Regions from separate parts of the Homo sapiens genome. Here region 2 is linked to region 1. Evidence: chromatin loops called from intact Hi-C (ENCODE). Cell type or tissue: ovary. All regions are shown on one strand. Links, peaks and the distances in the headings refer to the core of each region. The heading gives the core; the rest is flanking DNA. Region 1 has its middle 51 kb from the start of USP29. Region 2 overlaps LOC105372472 (a long non-coding RNA gene).

What was found. A loop is a pair of places that touch in the nucleus more often than their neighbours do. Peaks named below come from ENCODE experiments on the same cell type or tissue, not always from the same donor. Only the 100,000 strongest peaks of a DNase experiment are listed, where the experiment ranks them.
Region 2: it touches region 1 in a loop (4-fold over the local background); 2 of 110 quality-filtered maps call a loop at or near these places.

What each region holds. Positions count from the first base shown.
Region 1 is chr19:57,066,813-57,071,206 of GRCh38, forward strand. No RefSeq gene overlaps it. Among named protein-coding and RNA genes, the nearest start is that of USP29, 51 kb to the right of the region's middle. In ovary, for the core only: a CTCF peak has its summit at 2,492 (motif pointing left); DNase peaks (open chromatin) are centred at 2,165 and 2,509; H3K27ac peaks cover 1,085 bases.
Region 2 is chr19:56,746,709-56,751,102 of GRCh38, forward strand. All of the region lies in intron 1 of LOC105372472 (a long non-coding RNA gene), which reads right to left. Among named protein-coding and RNA genes, the nearest start is that of ZIM2-AS1, 16 kb to the right of the region's middle. In ovary, for the core only: a CTCF peak has its summit at 1,923 (motif pointing right); no DNase peak of the experiment used is centred there; H3K27ac peaks cover 540 bases.

The DNA.
Region 1 (4,394 bases), core at 165-4,164:
ATCTATGGGGTACTGATTAATAATAATAATAGAGTTTTTTTTTTAAAAAAAAGGAAGGCCAGGCAAGGTGGTTCACGCCTGTAATTGCAGCACTTTGGGAGGCCGGGGTAGGCAGATCACCTGAGGTCAGGAGTTCGAGACCAACCTGGCCAACATGGTGAAACCCCGTCTCTACTAAAAATACAAAAATTAGCCAGGTGTGGTGGCGCATGCCTGTAATCCCAGGTACTTGGGAGGCTGAGGCAGGAGAATCACTTCAACCCGGGAGGTGGAGGTTGCAGTGAGCACAGATTGCACCATTGCACACCAGCCTGGGCAACAAGAGCGAAACTCAGTCTCAAATAATAATGATAATAATAAATAAAAGATGGAATACTACACAGCTACAGAAAAGGAACACAGGAGTGCTTAAGTTCCAAAATGGCATGATCTCTAAAATATATTTTTGTGAAAAAACAAGATACAAAACAATGGATTTAATGTGCCAAATTTTATACCACAGGGGAGAAATGTATAAGCACACCTCCTGTGTGTCCACAGACACCTCTGTTTTCTTGCTTGTATCATTGGTTGCCTCCAGGGAAGGAAACCAGGTGCCCACAAAACTGAGAAGAGAGTCTTCACGAAATCTCTTTCTAAACCTTTTAAATGTATCACCTATTCAGAAAATGAATGGAATTGAATTTACAATAAAAATAGCACTAAAATATAAAATAAAGTGGAAGGATCTGTTGTCCAGAGAGATAGAGACAGGGAGAGGGAGTGAGGCCTGTGCCAGGCTGTAGATGCAGTTGTTGTGATTGAGTTTTCTGGCGCCAGGCTCGTGGGCTGAAGCCCCAGCTCCACAAGTTACTAGCTGTGTGCTCTCAGGCAAGTTACTTAACCTCTCTGGGCCCGGGCCACCTCTGTAAATTAAGCATCATAAAATTACCCCCTTCATGTGGTTGTTAGGCAAATTAATGAATATGGTAAAATGCTTGAATACAGGGTCTGGCCCAGAGTAGGTTGTGTAATCATTTCTACAGCTACTTTTCTCCATCCCGGGCTGCTAATGACATCTGTATGATTAGCAGTACTCTGCGCTGAGCCCTGAGGATGCTGGGGAGGTAGTGATGCCCAAGGAGGAACTCTCCACCCCATAGCATAGGAATGGCCATACATCCTAGTAGGGTGAGGACTCCAGGCTGGGCCACTGCAGAGAAAGGCGCCAGCCCCAGTTAGGAAGACGTCTACACGATGTGTTGCCTGAGAAGAGTACACCAGCCTCTCTATGCCGAAGCCTGGTTCTACTCCATCCTGGCTACTGGACCTCAGATAAGAAGTCATTGAACTGCCCTGTGCCTCGGTTTCCCCATCTGGAACAACAGTATATTGATAGTGTCAACCTCGGAGAGCTGTTGTAAAGATCAAGTGAGATGATCCTATGAAACTCTCAGCACAGGCAGCTATTATTATTATTGCTGCTGTTGTTGTTGTTAAGGAGCGAGGCTCTGAGGAGTGGGTAAGGATAAGGTGGGTACAGATAAGCATGGGATGGTGCACGCGAGAAGCAAAGTTTAGTGTTTTTGGAAAGCAGAAAAGGGCTCAGCGAGTCAGTGTATTAATTTTCTAGAGCTGCCATCACAAAGCGCCACACACCAGGTGGCTTCTACAACCGAAATCAAATTTCTCATGGTCCTGGCAGCTGGAAGTCTGAGATCCACGCGTCAGCAGGATTGGCTTCTCCTGAGGCCTCTCCCCTTGGCTTGCAGACGCCATCTTTACCCTGGATACTCACGTGGTCGTCCCTCTGTGCGTGTCTGTATCCTAATCTCTTCCTATAAAGACGTCAATCATATTGCATGAGGCCTACCACCCTAACAACCTCATTTTACCTGAATTACCTCTTCAAGGACCCTATTTCAAAATACAGTCATATTTTGAGGGCCTGGGGGCGAGGACTTCAATATATGCATCTTGGAGGACACAGCCTCGCCTGTAACAGCCCCAAGCCCAGGAGGTGGGCTGGGCAGTGGTAAGAGGAGGCTGGAGGGTTTGGTAAAGGCTGGATCTGGGGGTCTATTTTACACCACAGTCAGCAGCCTGGCTTCCACCCTGAGTGCGGTAGGAGCCCCCATGGGTCACAGGAGGGCAGGGTCACACTCTGTGTCCAGGCAGGACGGCAATGGCTCCCTGTGGGCCCAACTGGATGCTAGAGGAGGCTGTGTGGAAATCCAGGCAAAGGCTGGAGACACGGCTGGGTCAGTGGGGTAGACAGGTCTGGGTGGAAGAGAGTTTGCACCCATGCCATCAACGCATGAGCATCTTGGCTTCCACCTCCCCTACTAGCAACAAAGCTCGTAAATGAGCTCGCACCCCTGCCTCTCCCCTCCGCTCCCCTTCTCCATGGGAGGAAAAGGGACTGGGTCTAATGCCGTTTCTTTCTCAAGCTCTGCCTGTGATTTCTTTCCTGTTGTAGATTTTAGACTAACTCTGTGGCGCCCTCTACTGACCAGGTGCGTCTCGCCCAGAGCGCTGTCCAGCCCCTTGAGGTCCAGTCCCGCGGTCTGAGGCCACCGTGACTACAGACGCTTGAAGAGGAGCTAGGGGAATTGAGGTGGGCTCAAAGGAAAAGCACACGCCGGATCTCAGAGACTTTGTTACCAAAAAGCACTGGAAAATATCTCGTTAACAGTGTTGTGCAATGGCTGCATGTTGATTACATCATCGTATTTTGAATATATTGGGCTAAATAAGATACAGTCTTTTTTTTTTTTTAGTCGGAGTCTTGCTCTGTCCCCCCAGGCTGAACTGCAGTGGTGCGATCTCGGCTCACTGCAGCCTCCTCCTCCCTGGTTCCAGCGATTCTCCTGCCTCAGCCTCCCGAGGAGCTGGGATTACAGGTGCACGCCACCACGCGCAGCTAATTTTTGTATTTTTAGTAGAGACAGGATTTCACCATGTTGGCCAGGCTGGTCTCGAGCTCCTGACCTCAAGTTGATCCACCCGCCTCAGCCTCCCAAAGTGCTGGGATTACAGGCATGAGCCACCACGCCTGGCCAAGATACAGTCTTCAAATTATTTTTACCTGTTCTTTTTTACTTTATTAACATAGGTACCAGAAAACTTTAAATGATATTTGTGACTCATATAATATTTCTTTATTTCCCCCTGCTTTAGACTATTATAAATGTAATGTATACATACCAGGGATTCGCAAATTCGGCACTATTGGCATTTGGGGCTGGATAACTCTTGGTGATGGCTCTGTGCTGTGCATTTGTGGGATGTTGAGCAGCAACCCTGGCTTCTACCTATGAAACGTGAGTGTCCCTGCCTCTCACCCAATTGTGACAACCAAAAATGCCTCCAGGCATTGCCAAATGTCCCCTGGGGCACAAAATCACTCCCAATCTAGAATCATTGAAATATATATGTATATGAAAAAGAGACATTGATGAAATGAAAAACCATGAACTCTAAGGACTTTTGACTCTTACAGAGCACCATCCTGTGTGAGCTCCGTGTTGCATGCCCACCTGTGTTTCCCTCTCAGTCCTCATAATGACCCTACAGGGTGGACATTATCATTATGCCCTTTTTGCAGATGAGGAAACTGAGGCACTGGGTGGTTAAGTGACTGGCCCTGAGGTGCACTGCTAATGGGTGGCCCAGCCCAGACCCAAATCCAGGCCACGTCCCCGGTGTAAGAGAGGCGAGCGTGTGCCTGGCACCTGCAGACCCACGGTGAGAACCCAGATCTCCACTGAGTGCCCCATCCCTGACGTGGAACCTGAGTCCTCCCTTTGGGGAGGAAGGTGAAGAAGTGGGTAGGAGTCACGATTAACTTTACCTCCCTTGGTGGCCAAAAGAAACCAGAAAATAAGCTCCATTCCAACCCCTTCCTGTGGAATTATGATAGAGCAGGAAAGCATAGCAGAGCACGGTGGCTCACACCTGTCATCCCAGCACTTTGGGAGGCTGAGGAGGGTGGATCACTTGAGGTCAGGAGTTCGAGACCTGACCTGGCCAACACAGTGAAACCCCATCTCTACTAAAAATACAAAAATTAGCCAGGCGTGGTGGTGTGCACCTGTAATCCCAGCTACAAGCAGGAGAATACCTTGAACACGGGAGGCAGAGGCTGTAGTGAGCCGAGATTGAGACACTGCACTCCAGCCTGGGAGACAGAGCAAGACTCCATCTCAAAAAAAAAAAAAAAAAGAACAGGAAAGCAGGAATCCATTCATTCATTCATTGCAGTCAGGTCGTGTGTATGGAGGCCCTGCTGTATGCCAAAGTCTATTGAAGGCAGTGAGAGTGCAGCCATGAAGAAAACAACACAGCTCTGCTCAGGAAACTCACCGACACTGAACAAGGATGGGGAATCACAGAAAAAGGAATTTAAAATTAAT
Region 2 (4,394 bases), core at 123-4,122, 320 kb before region 1:
AACAATTGACCATAGACAGTGATCTGAAGGTGGGATGAAGATTAGCGGGAAATGGGTGAATCAATACTATGTTTTTCCTAAAGAAAAGGAAAATTGGCATCAGGTGAGCAGAAGTCACCTGGAAGATAGGCAGTGATGTTGCAGATGGGAGGCTTGAGCTGAGGAGATGGGCTGACAGCCTCTATTGGTAACAACAAGGCTGATGGCAATCGATGGCTAAAGGAGTTTAGATAGGAAATTTGGGAGAGAGGAGATCAATTTTCAGATAGTGAAGTGTTGGGAGGGTCAGCTATGTTAGTGTTCCTCCACATCAGCACTATTGAAAATTTGGGCTTGAAAGTTCTTTTTTTGCAGGGTGGGGAAGCCTGTCCTGTTTTTGTAAGATATTGATCAATAGGATGCTGTCTGCTACACAGCTGATGCCTACAGCCCTCCTCCAGTTGTGACAGCCAAACATGTTTCCAAAAATTGGCAGATGTCTCCTCATGGCAAAATCTTCCCTGGTGGAGAACCACAGATATTAACGTGTAGGATATTCCCCAGGATTATAGAGGAAAGTGATGTTGGTGAGGACAACAGTCCACATCCACAGAGAATTGAGATCACACAGAAATCGGGGCTTTTCATGAGGCTATGTGTCCCAACCTTGCATGTTATTTTCTGTAATTCTGATGGGCCACATCTTGGATCTTGCTGACCCTGGAGGGATGATCCTGCTGGGTCTTGTCAATTCCTGAAGATAGTAAACAGCTCCCTTGAAAGGCAGCCTTTCATGTGGAAACCAATCCAGATCCCACTCCCCAATCATCTCCTCTATGGAGCATTCACACTGACAGCCACGAATCACTCAGCTCTCCTAATCACCCCAGGACCAGGCATCAGACAGCTCGGGGACAACCCCTATGCCCAGAGCCACTGAAATTCTTCAGAGAAGCCAATCTTGTTTACCTGCTCATTTACCCCCACTTGTTCTTTCCCTTGGAAACCATAATTAAGGCTCTTCACTCACAAGTCCTTCCATCCCCTTCCTCTTGCCAGATACTTGTCCTTCCTGTGTGACTACCTGGTGTGGTGTGCCCCTCCTCTTGGGAATGTGAGCAAACAGCTATATTTGCAGTAACAACTTGTCCCTCAGTCTGTTTTACCGTTGTGTGTGAAACTTGGTAATTTCTGGTCTTGATTCATGCAATTATGAGCCTCATTTTGTGGGAGTCCCTCGAGTACCCTGATGCATTTCCCCATCGTGTGTGTGTGTGTGCGAGCACGCACGTGTGTGTAGTTGAAGGGGAGTTTGGGAGACACGGCATTCTCAAGCAAATTGGAGATGCAGACCACTTTCCCTGCCTCTTATCTATATTATTAGAATCTTGCCCAACCCTAAATGTCCAGTCCCAAAGATGGAGCAAGACAGGGGCCCTGGACTCCCTCTTCTGGGAGGGGCCAGGGCACTTTTCTTTGGATGCTCAGACGTGGGATGGGAGCAGGTGATGGAGGCGTGGGCTCAGGGCCAGAGAGCTTGGAGACTTCCCTCTCTGAGCCCAGTATTTTCCGCCATAAAATGCAGGCACTTGTAGGTCTCACTCACAACCAGGGCTGTGGGGATGGCCATGCGTATGTTCCTCAGCATTGAGGCTTCTGTCCAAGAAGCTGAGGGGAGGTGAAATCTAGCCTGCACTCTTTCCAAGTTGTGCTTAGTTCGAGGATAAATAATCCCACCAGCGCCACTCCCTCATTGATCTCTGCAAAGCCCCTTAGCCCACCACCGTGGCCTTGGGTTCACTCATGAAATTTGAGAAACAAATTAGTTCAAGGAACAAGAGAGCAAATAAATAGTGACACAGCCATTTTCAGGATCTCATTTTTTTCCTGTTTCTTCTCACATGAGGCAATGGTAATGCTACTGTAAAGTGCCTTTGCCATCACTAGGTGGCACTCTTGAAGCAATAGAAAGTATACAGACGTTTAACACTTTTTATCTTTTCATTTTTAATTGTGGCAAAATACACAGAACATAAACTTTACCGTATAATCCATTTTTTACTAATATTAATTGAAAAACAAAGGCTGGCAAGTTTAATTTTTTTTTTTGAGACCAAGTCTCGCTTTGTTGCCCAGGCTGGAGTGCAGTGGCGTGATCTCGGCTCACTGCAAGCTCCACCTCCCGGGTTCAAGTGATTCTCCTGCCTCAGCCTCCTGAGTAGCTGAGATTACAGGCCTGCACTATCACACCCGGCTAATTTTTGTATTTTTAGTAGAGACGGGGTTTTACCATGTTGACCAGGCTGGTCTCAAACTGTTGACCTCAGGTGATCACCTGCCTCAGCCTCCCGAGGTGCTGAAATTACAGACGTGATCCACCGCGCCCATCCTCTAATTTTTTTTTTTTTTTTTTTTTTTTGAGACGGAGTCTCGCTCTGTCGCTCAGGCTGGAGTGCAGTGGCAGGATCTCGGCTCACTACAAGCTCCGCCTCCCGAGTTCACCCCATTCTCCTGCCTCAGCCTCCACAGTACCACAGTAGCTGGGACTACAGGCGCCCACCATCATGCCCGGCTAATTTTTTGTGTTTTTAGTAGAGACGGGGTTTCACCGTGTTAGTCAGGATGGTCTCGATCTCCTGACCTCGTGATCTGCCCGCCTCCGCCTCCCAAAGTGCTGGGATTACAGGCCTGAGCCACCACGCCCGACCTAAAAATTTTTTTAATTGTAAAAAATGATGTAGGCCAGGCACAGTGGCTCACGCTTGTAATCCCAGCACTTTGGGAGGCTGAGGTAGGAGCATCGTGTGAGCCCAGGAATTCGAGACCAACCTGGGCAACAAGGCAAAACCCTGTCGCTACAAAAAATAAAAATAAATTAGCTGGGCATGGTGGTGCAGGCCTGTAATCCCAGCTACTCAGGAGGCTGAGGTGGGAGGATGGCCTGAGGTCTGCTGTGAGCTGTGATCGTGCTGCTGCACTCCAACCTGGGTGACAGAGCAAGATCTTTTCTTTAAAAATGGTGTAAATTATTACATAGTTTAACGTTGATATTTTCATCATCTTTTAAGTGTGCAGTTTGTTGGCTTCCATTACATTCGGGTTATTTGCAAACATCACTACCTTCCACGCCCAGAACAGTCTTCATCTTGCAAAACTGGAATTCTGAGCTGATTGTACATGAGCTCTGCATTTCTCCTCTCTAAGCCCCCATGAGCCACCATTCTACTTTCTGGGTCTATGAATTAGGCTAGTCTGGGGCCTGACCTAAGTGGAATCATGCAACAGTGTCCCTCTGGGGCTGACTTATTCCACTCGGCATCATGTCCTCAGGGTTCCTCCGTGTTGTAGCATCTGTCTGGGTTTCCTTTCTTTGTAAGACTCAGTAATATTCCATTGTATGTGAACACTACAGCTTGTTTACCAATATCCACTCATCCTTTGATGGACACTTGCGGTTTTCCACCTTTGACTATTATGAATAATGCATCGTGTCACATTTCCATCAACAAGGCAGAAGTTTCCTACTTTTCCAAAGCCTGCCAGCACTTGTTATTTTCAGGCTGGGCGTGGTGGCTCATGCCTGTAATCCCAGAACTTTGGGAGGCTGAGGTGGGCAGATAACCTGAGGTCAGGAGTTCGAGAGCAGCCTGGCCAACATGGTGAAAACATGTCTCTACTAAAAATACAAAAATTAGCCAGAAATCTCTTGAACCCTGGAGGTGGAGGTTGCAGTGAGCCGAGATCATGCCACTGCACTCCAGCCTGGGCAACAGAGTGAGACTCCGTCTCCAAACAAACAAACAAAAAACCACTTGTTATTTTCTGTTTTATGGATCATAGCAATGTTAATAAATGTGTGGTGGTTTCTTCTTTCTCTTAAAAATAATTTTTCTTTTCAAACAAAAACTATTTTATTTAGAAAAGCCATGTTGAATCATGGCCCAGCTTGGAAAGTTATTTATTTATTAAAATTAATTAATTTTTATTAAAACTTTTTTAAAATGTAGATACAGGCTTGTTACAAGGACATCTTGCCTGATGTGGAGTTTGGCTTCTAATGGCCCCGTGGCCCGCGTAGTGAACGTGGCGTGAGACAGGCGGTACCTTCCCTTCTGCTGTTGACAGTGTCTACTGTTCTCATATCCTTGTGCCTGTGTACCCAATGACAGGCGGTACCTTCCCTTCCGGTGTTGACAGTGTCTACTGTTCTCATATCCGTGTGCCTGTGTACCCAATGTTTAACTCCCACTTATAATGGAGAATGCATGGTAAAAATCATTCTTTATTCTTCAATCATGGCAAGTCCTTCATCATGGGACGCACGTGCCTGTTGGGGACTGCAAACCTCTTATCCCTTGGCATCAGCCTGGACTGCACCACTCTCATTTCCTTATCTATGTTAATTTTTGGGTGGT